Regions from separate parts of the Homo sapiens genome. Here region 1 is linked to region 2. Evidence: read pairs that join two places in POLR2A ChIA-PET (ENCODE). Cell type or tissue: MCF 10A. All regions are shown on one strand.

Region 1 (5,000 bases), 150 kb after region 2:
GAACCTTTCTCTGCCTGACCCCAAAGCCCATTTCCCAAATGCCAAACTGCCTGGAGGGCCAGTTTCTGGAGCCAATATGGGGAAAGGAGAGGCAGGCCTTGGCCTACATGAGGAGAAGACAAGACCAAATGAAACAACAGCCCTCTCCTCTCCCCTAAAAAATGACTCCAAGGTTGGAAGGCAAGGGAATTAAAGGGAAGAGACTATGCACCTGGCAAAGAAGAGTTGAGGCCTCCACAACTAAAGTCAGGTGACCTAAGCCTCAAAGCCACCGCATCAGACCTGCTAGATCCTTCCCTCCACCAAGAACACTCGGGCCTGCCAAATGTCAGGTGCTTCTCCCCATTCCACGCCTCGTGGGGCAGAGCAGCTTTGCCCAAACATGAGCAAAATTACCAGCAGCCACACAGTCGACCTCAATAGAATTGTATAAAATTAACTTGCAAAAGACAGCACGCTATAACCAGCTTTGTGTTCCAACCTTTCTATATCCATTTAATTAAAGGCTCCTGTATAATGTGAACCCAATAGTCAGATTCATTAGACAGTGAGAACCTAATTCCACAACTGTTCCACTAATGAAACTGCAGTCTACTTTGGAAGGTAGATCACACAGGGCACTGGTTGCCACTGATGCCTGGGAAACCCACGAGAGCTTGAAGGTGGGTTCATCCAAGTGGCCCCGCCATCAGGATGGATCTTCTGTGTCATAAGCCTGGAGGGAGGGTCCAGGGAACAAGATGGACCAGGGCCCCAGCGGGCAGTGGGGACATGCAGGCCACAGCAGGCTCTGAGGAGGGGTAAAGGCAAGCAGGAGATGGTTGCCTGTATCTGAACGGGCCACTAAGGCGAACTTGCCTACCTGAATGAGCCAGTAAGTGCATTCTCAGCCGCAAACTATCCAGGAACCGCTTCCCGCAGAGCTCGCACCCGTACGTCTTCATCCCACTGTGCAGCTTCCTGTAAGGGAAAGGAAAAGAGAGGTTGCTGCTGCTCTGGCTGGACAAGAGGCAGGGCCATCCCCTACCTGGGGGCTTGGCAGCCATCCCTCTGGCAGGTGACAGGCGGAAGGGAACAGGAGGGCACCGATGGAAACACATCCCTGGATCCTCAGACAGCGTAAATCACGCCCTCTGCCCAGGGACTGCAGCCAGTGAAGCACCCATTCCTGGTCTTGTCCACGGGCTTTACCACTGACACATGGACCAAGAAAAAAAATCAGATCCAATTCCAGAGGGAGGAAGGATGCAACACCCAGGACAGTCAGACAGACATAATGCTCACTGTCAAACTAGCACAGACCTCACAGGAGGCCCACAGCCTCTGCTCACCTCTGTGTAGCACTGCCTTTCCCGGGTGGTGACTGTGAACGAGCCCATGGGACCCAGGAGGGCTACACCTGTATCTTTTCTCTCTCCTACCTCCAACTTCCACTACAGTGACTGACACAAAGGAGGCTCTGAATAAGCCTGTGAATAAATTGATGCCCTTATAGACATAAGATACTTCTCTGGCATCCAGATGTTCTTAGGACTGCAATGACCCACCCCAACATGCACACCTTTCCCCTAAGGCCCAGCTTTAGAAGTGTCTTCCCTCTGTCTTGCCCCAACAGAAAGCAGAGTTTCAAGAAACTGGATAACATCATTCTATAAATGTAGGGTGGTCATAGTCATCTGCAGCTCTTCATACACATGCTCTCATTTTGCCATTACTGTGATTCTGTGAGGTGGGCTAGGCCCATGTTATCACCCCTGGGAAGACCAAGGTCCCAGTAACAACCGGTCACAGGCCCAACCTACAGCAGTGCTCCCATCCCAACTCCCAACCCCCAACCCGGGGCCTCTCCCACCAGACCCCTAGCTCAGTCACGAGCCAGCACGGGAGCTGGTAAGATGCAGGGAACCGGGTGCGCTAGCAGGGAGCCGAGCACTGGGGAGAGGCTCCAAGCTGCCGCCCACCCACACTCCTGTTGTCAGGCCCATACATGCTATTGCCGGATCCAGGATCTGGCCTCCACCTCCGCCCCAGTCTCTGCGCCATCCCTGCAACGTCCCCAGGGGCCTTGGCCCTCAGGACAGGGCAGGCGTGGCAGCCAGAAGCCGGATCTGTGGGCGGTGGGGCAGGCAGAAGGGAAAACAAGGCCCTCTATCTCCATCAAAATGTTGATGTGTTAAGACCATAGTAAAAGGCTGGAGAGCTGGTACTGACAACAGATAAAACTGCAGGTGGGGAGAGGGAGTATTACACACTCAAGCTGGCAGTATCTAGATGGTAGCAAAACCGAGCCACCCACCCTTCCAAGTCCCAGAATGAGAACCCAGCAGTGTGTCAAGACCATGTGGTGGACCCAGGTGAGCCTCCCTAGAGCCACAGTCAATGGGCTCCCACAGCATGAGGACCAGCATATGGTATCCACTGTGTACGGCCTTCTGATAGGGATCACACAAAGTTCTCTCAGCAGAGCTCTTTCTCAATCACATTGTTTTGTTTGCATGCTTTCCCTTTCCCCACTTGCCAAAGACAAATGATTTCTCAATCACAAACATACACACACACACACACCCTTATCTATGACACTGTAGGGGTACCACCCCCCCATGTTCTCTTGCTCCTTGCCATGCTGATCCACCCAAATTGAGAAATATTAACAGTACAGAACATTTTAACTGAACATTCTTAACTCTAAATAGATTTCACAATGTTGGGCACTGGGACATGTCCTAATAGCATTTTGGACAAAGTATCTTTTAAACTACATACCTAGGGGTATGTGAGTGCATGCAAACACACACGATGGTGGAGTATTCCTGTCACTTGCCCGGGCATGATAGATACTTGCTGTTCTAAGAGATGTTCTTCTATAGAGTGGCAAAGGCTCTATTCATAAGGGGTTTGGCAGGTGAACTCGCACACAGTCATGGCAAAATCTGGTGGATGGCAACATAAGGGTTTCAGTTTATTTTCATCCTTTTCTTCACCAGGGGTTTGTTAGCTCCTGGAGTGCCCACTTCTGAAGGGTGGCTGTCAAGAGGAATAGGAGGACGAACACCCATTTGGATTTATTTTCCAAAGGGACACTAGAGTGACCGGTCTTCAGATTTGGGAGCCACCACCAGGCTAAACTCCCCTCTGGGGCTCCCATCTCTTCTCCATGAGGGTTCCAAATCAAATCCCTCACCATGATAAACACTCTTGGTTTGGGTAACACCACTGCCTTTTCTCTAGGTATGAATGGATTTGCTTGGCAGTTGGTGGAAGTGGCTTATCGTGGCCAACTGGATTGGCTTGGTGTGAAAGATGACAGGCACTTGCCCTTTTACTACAGAGGTGGCAGGGTACAAAGAAGAATGCCCAGCCAGCAGCCAGAAGACCTGCATCCTCCCACCTGACTCGGCCATTAACCTTGGACAAGTCATGCTATCACAATCTCTCTGTGTTTGATCACCTATAAAGTGATGAAGATCACATCAAATATTTTGAATAGAGACAAAATTTTATCATTCAAAAGTCTTACCCATATCCTTTTACCTAGCCTACCAGGTGGTCCTCTAAGGGGCACTATTATTCTCCCTGAGCCACGTCCCACTTCTTACGGTGCATTGTGATGTCCTCTGACACTGAGGCAGCCAGGCTAGGATTGCCCAAGCAAACCTCTAGACCCAATCCCAGCAATCTAGTCATTTAAAATCTAATCCAAGTGGCCTGAGTTTCCTCCTTTACTCACTTGCTATTTATCTTTCAGTGAAAGAAACTTCCAGAAGTTACCACCAGCCTGTCCTCGGAATGACTCTGTTGTCATGCATTTCGCTGCCTTCAGAGACCCGGATGTCCTATCCTGTCTAATCCTCAGGGTAAGGTCACTGCCCTGCAACTGACCCACTAACTCAGTGCCCCATACAGGTTACCAGAGATTAATATGGTGTCCATGTGATTTCACATGAAGTACAAGGGCAAAGGTCTTTCCTCACTGGCAGAGAGACCTGGGCAAAGCACATAAAGTTCATTAGAGAAAAAGGGAACAACCTCACAGGCCTGGGAGTTCAACAGAGCCCAGCACTGGTTTGCTCGTATCTTTAATTCTTGTTCATCTACCAAAGGAAGAATGTGGAAAAGTGAAGGCTTCTCCTAATTCAAAGAAAATAATGGTGGAGGATTTCAGTGCATTTGAGGTACCTGGCTACCAGTAGACTCTCCATGGCACAGTCTGCAGAACAGCCAATGTGGAAATAGAATTCCAACCGATTCCTGGAGCAAAAGTGCAAATTTGTGTGAACTCACAGTCTATTCCCTCTTTAGACCACAACCTCCCACCACTACCATCACCACATTATGCAACTGCAAAGCATTTAGATCAAAATGGAAATTCTATCCACCTCCTTCTTCCTTACCACACACTCACATCTTCCCAATCTAGTCCTGTCTTTTCATAAGGTTTAATTGCACGTGGCCATCTGAGATTATCAGCCTCCACTGTGACAGGAAAGGAAGGAAGACATCTGGGGACATTTTTGCACCTTTCTGCACACTGCCTTAGTTGGTGGTAGAGTTTTCACACACTCTTCTCTGAGAAGAAGCTACCTTGCTGAACACCATTTTGAAAGTAACCCAGTTCTAGTACAGCCCACGCATCTCCATCCTATACTCAGTGGAGATTCCATTGCCCCATATGCTTCAGGTCCTCACTCTCCATTCCTGGGGAACAGACTCAAGTTCTCCCCAACTCTTAGTGGCTCATTAGGTAAACTCACCTTGCTTGTAACAGATTTTCACTTATGTCCAAAAAGACAAAGAACACATTAACCTCTAACCAGTTTCTATTGTCTCAAGAAAGCTGAATCATTATGAGAAATTCAAGCTAAACAAATCTGAACCTTTTGACAAGAAACTGAAGAGAAGAATTCATTCCTTCTCACTGGTTTTCAACCAAACAACTCTCACTAGTAAAACGAAGCTAGCAAGATACAAGCTCATCATTTGAACCATTTCTGTGCTATTGT
Region 2 (5,000 bases):
ATGTCAGAAAAAAAGTGGGGCAATATTTAAACAATTTTATGATTTTGTTCATGTGTAAGAGTGACAAAATACATTCTCATATATGCATGGACTTAGAAAACACGTCACTGTATGTTCCTCTTGAAATAAATATTTGAAGATCTATTCAGTTGACAGATGAACCAAAATTAAAGACTCAATATCTAGAAAAATTGTATAAAATGAGCACCAAATATGTCCAAATAATTCTAAATTTGATTACAAACCAAAAGCAAATGTCCAAACTGATCTTGAAAGAAAATATAAAAATAATACTTTAAATTACAATATTTGAACTTTAAAATCTCAGATTTCAATAATAAATACTGGTAAGAGAGATGCCAGGGGACTTTGGTTATCAAAAATTGTTAAATTCCTCAAGTTAGCAGGGAGGAAAACAATTACTAACTTTTTACCCGACTTGATAAGTTAAGAGAATTTGTCTCCAGCAGAACTGCATTATAACTAATACTAAAATAAGTTCTTCAGGTGAAGGAAAATGATGCCAAACAGAAGAACAGATCTTGGGAAAGGAATGAAAAACACTAGAGAAGAAAGATATGTGGGTAAATATAAAAGATCTTAAATATATGCATAATATAGCCTTAGTTAGTTTGGGCTCCTGTAACAGAATACCATAGACTGGGTGGCTCATAAACAACAGAAATTTATTTCCTACAATTCTAAAGGCTGGAAGTCTGAGATTAGGATGCCAGCCTGGTCAGGGTCTGATGAGGACTCTTCTGGGCCACAGACAGCTGACTTCTCATTGTACCTTTATATGGCAGAAGGAGAGCTAGAGAGCTCTATGGGGTTCCTTTTATAAGGGCACTAATCCCATTCATGAAGTCTCCACCTCCATGACCTAATGACCTTTCAAAGCCCCGACCTCTTAATACCATCATAAGGGGGTTAGGATTTCAACACAGAAATTGGGAGGGAGGGATAAAAACATTCAGTCCAAAATTCCTATGTTTAATATATATTGTTATATACATTGTTTAAAACTGTATACTGACTTATGTGACTATACTTAACACTATTCAACTAACACTTAAACATAGTAAAGATGGTAAATTTTATTTTAAAAATCAAAATTAAAAATAAGACAATAAAAATAAATAAAATCACTACTAACTAAAGCAAAACTAATAACAATATATGTATTATAGTGTTATACATAGAAATAAAATACATGACAAGAACATAAGGGCCAGGAAAGTCGGTTAAGGAAATTACACTTTTGGAATATCTTACATCCTTCATGAGACAATAGATATGTCAAGGATGCATATTGCAATTCCTAGAAAAACCACACAAACTCACACAAGACACAGAAGAGGTTAACAGGGGAGATAAAAAATAAATACTAAAAATATGTACACTTATACTAAATGGAATACTAAAAATTACTGCATTCACCAAGGGAAAACAGGAAGAAAGACACAGGTGAACAACAATCAGATGGGACAGATAGAAATCATATACCAAGATGGTAGATTTAAATTCAACCCTGTAATATTAGTAATTACATTAAATGTAAATGGACTAAACAATCCAGTTAGAGGCAGAAATTGTCAGTCTGGATTAAAAAGAGAAAACATAATCTGAAAACAGAAGGGTAGAAAAAGATATGTAGATATATCATGTATATTAGTTATATGTAACTGCAGGATAAATTATCCCCAAAATTTAGCAGCTAAAAATGACAAACACTTATTTCTCTGTTTTTTCTGGTTCAACTGGGGGAAATTTGGTTCCAAGCTCACTCCCCAGGACAAGAGAGTGAGATAGAGACAGAATACCCAATAAAAAGCTGTCATTTTTTAAAAATTGATTTTGTTTTTTACAGCAATATTAGGTTCACCGCAAAATCAAGCAGAAGGCCTACATTGGCATACCATTATCACCCAAAGTCTGTAATCTACGTTAAGATTCACTCTTGGTATTGTACATTCCATGGATTTGGACAAATATATAATGACATGTGTCCACCATTATAGTACTGTACAGAGTAGTCTCACTGCTCTAAAAAATCCTCTATACTCCACCTATTTATCTCTCCCTCCCCGACCCCTAGCAACCACTTATCTTCTTTACTTCTTCCCTAGTTTTGCATTTTCCAGAATGTCATATAGTTGGAATCATACATGTAGCCTTTTAAGATTGGCTTCTTTCAATTAGTAATTGTATTTACATTTCCTCCATGTCTTTTCGTGGCTTGATAGCTCATTTCTTTTTAGCACTGGATATTATTCCATTGTCTAAATGTACCACAGTTTATTTATTCATTCGCTTACTGAAAGACATCTTGGTTGCTTCCAATTTTTGGCAATTATGAATATAGCTACTATAAACATCTGTGTGCAGCTTTTTGTGTAGACATACCACAGCTTTTTGGGTTACATACTGAGGAGTGTAATACATGCAGCTTTCTGGGTTACATACCAAGGAGTGCAACTGCTAGATTGAATAGTTTTGCAAGGAATAGTCGAATTGTCTTCCAAAATGGCTACACCATTTTTAATTCCCACGAACAATAAATAAGAGTTCCTCTTTCCCCACAGCCTCATCAGCATTTGGTGTTGTCAGTCTTCCAGATTCTGGCCTAGATCTAATAGGTGTGTAGTGGTGCTGTAGTCCTTTTAATTTAATATCACAATTGATATCCCATCACTATGCTGCATTCTACCAAACTTGTCAGTACTGAATCACTAAATCCAGTGGATATTCTAGGGAAGGGGATTACACAAAGGTGAAAATACTGACACAAGGATTATTGGGGGCCATCTTAGAGGCTGCCCACCACACCATGCAAAACAGCAAGCATAGGAAGGGTGATGTAGCTATATTAACATCAGAAAAAGTAGACTTCAAGACAAATACATTGCTGGAAATAAAGGGAGATATTTCACAATGGTAAAGTGGTCAGTTCATCAAGAAGACATAACAATCCTAAAAATGTATATAACAGAGCTAAAAACAAGTGTCAAAATGCATATAGCAAATGTTGACAGAACTATAGGGAGCAAAGGATAAATCAACAATCATAGTTTGAGACATTAACACTCTCAGTAATTGACAGAGAAAGTAAACAAAACGTCAGTAAGGATGTAGAAAATTTGAATGATACTATCAACCTGCCTGACTTAATTGATATTTATAGAAACTATATCTACAACTGAACAATATACACTCTTTTCAATGTAGAAAGCACATAGAACGTTTACTGAGATAGACCATATGCAGAGCCACAAAATAAATCTCTGACTACAACAAAATTTAATTTGAAAGCAATAACAATAAGATAGCTAGAAAAATCCCAATACTTTGGAAATTAAGCAACATAATTCTAAATAATTCATGGTCAAAAAAGAAATTACAAAGGAAATGAGACAATATGCTGAATTTGAAAATAATAAAAATACCACATACAAGAATCATGGGATGCAGTTAAAACAGTGCTAAAGGAAATTTGCAGCATTAAATGCCTACATTAGAAAAAGAGATATGTGAAATAAATGATATAAGTTTCCAACTTAAGAAGCTAAAAGAAGAATTAAAAACAAGACATTTTAGAAAGCTAGAAAAAAATAAAGTAAACTAGAAAAGAATTAAAATTAAAATAACTAGAAGAAAGAAAGTGATCAAAAATAAGAGCAGAAAGCAATGAAATAGAAAATGGACAGACAATAGAGAAAAATCAACATAGCCAAAAGTTGGTTTTTGGAAAAGATTAATAAAATGATCAATCTGTAGCAAGGTTGATCAAGACAACAGAAAGAAAACAAGACAAATTACCAATATCAAGAATGAAAGAGGAGAGATCACTACAGATCCTACAGACATAATAAGGTATTAAAAGGATATTGTAAAAAAAAAAAAATGCCAATAAAGTTGACAACCAAGATAAAAAGGACAAACTTCTTGAAAAGTACCACTTACCAAAACAGACAAAAGAACAAACGGAAAATCCAAGTAACCATTAAAGAAATACTGTTTTTAATAAAGTCTTCTCTCGCACAAAAATTTCAGATTCACCTGGCTTCGCTGGTAAATGCTATCAATCATTTAAGAAGGAAATTATACTAATAATACTCAAACTCTTTCAGAAAATAGAAGAGGGGATATCACTCCCAACTCATTTTATGACTCCAGCCAGCATCATGCTGATATCAAAATTTGTGAAGCACACTAGAAGAAAATTATAGCTCAATTATACTTCATGACCAAGTAGTTTATGCCACTTTGGTGTAACATTCAAAATTTTCCAATGTAATTCACATTTTCAGAATACAGGAGGAAAATCATAAGACCATCTTAATAAATGCAAACAAATTTTGACAAAATTCAACATTTGATTAAAATTTCAAAAAAGCTAGGAATGCAGAACTTAGTCTGATAAATAATATCTATGAAAAACCAATAGTTAATATACTTAATGATAAATCATTGAACATTTTTTATCCTAGAATATGGAATAAGGCACAGAGGTCTGCTGTCATCATTTCTATTCAATATTGTATTGAAAGTTTTTGCCAACATAATAAGGGCAGAAAAATAAATAAAAAGCATAAAGTTGGAATAGAAGAACAAAACCTATTTTTATTTGCAGATACTATAATTGCAAACATTCATCTTTTTATGCAGCTTGCAAAGAAGTCTGTGGGGTCTCAGCAATATGCATAGCAGCAGAGAAATGTTGCTCCAGGAGTGAATGGTCAGTTGGGGAACAGACTGGATATTGTCAGACAATCAGCAGAAGATGGAAGTGCATAAGGATATGAGAAAGACAGTGAATTGCAGGCGTGGCTACCTCTGGCTAATAGGCTATTGCCAATTTCTCGTGTTGGAAGAAATTAAAATTTACATGAACAAATGAGATTCATTTGCATAAATTTACATGTAGATGTGGTAGTGTAAGATCTTGACCATTAGTTGTAAGTATACAAAGTCTACTTTCATGGATGGTGATTAATAAA

What was found. ChIA-PET counts read pairs that join two places held together with the same protein. Peaks named below come from ENCODE experiments on the same cell type or tissue, not always from the same donor. Only the 100,000 strongest peaks of a DNase experiment are listed, where the experiment ranks them.
Region 1: POLR2A ChIA-PET joins it to region 2 with 11 read pairs; 2 of 35 experiments call an interaction of 5 or more read pairs at or near these places.

The regions. Positions count from the first base shown.
Region 1 is chr11:114,152,297-114,157,296 of GRCh38, reverse strand. ZBTB16 (zinc finger and BTB domain containing 16) reads right to left here. Exons shown (of 7, transcript NM_006006.6): 3 at 863-960. Among named protein-coding and RNA genes, the nearest start is that of ZBTB16, 95 kb to the right of the region's middle. In MCF 10A, no CTCF peak of the experiment used is centred here; a DNase peak (open chromatin) is centred at 2,566.
Region 2 is chr11:114,298,699-114,303,698 of GRCh38, reverse strand. The region is part of intron 2 of NNMT (nicotinamide N-methyltransferase); the gene reads right to left. Among named protein-coding and RNA genes, the nearest start is that of NNMT, 4.8 kb to the right of the region's middle. In MCF 10A, no CTCF peak of the experiment used is centred here; a DNase peak (open chromatin) is centred at 4,808.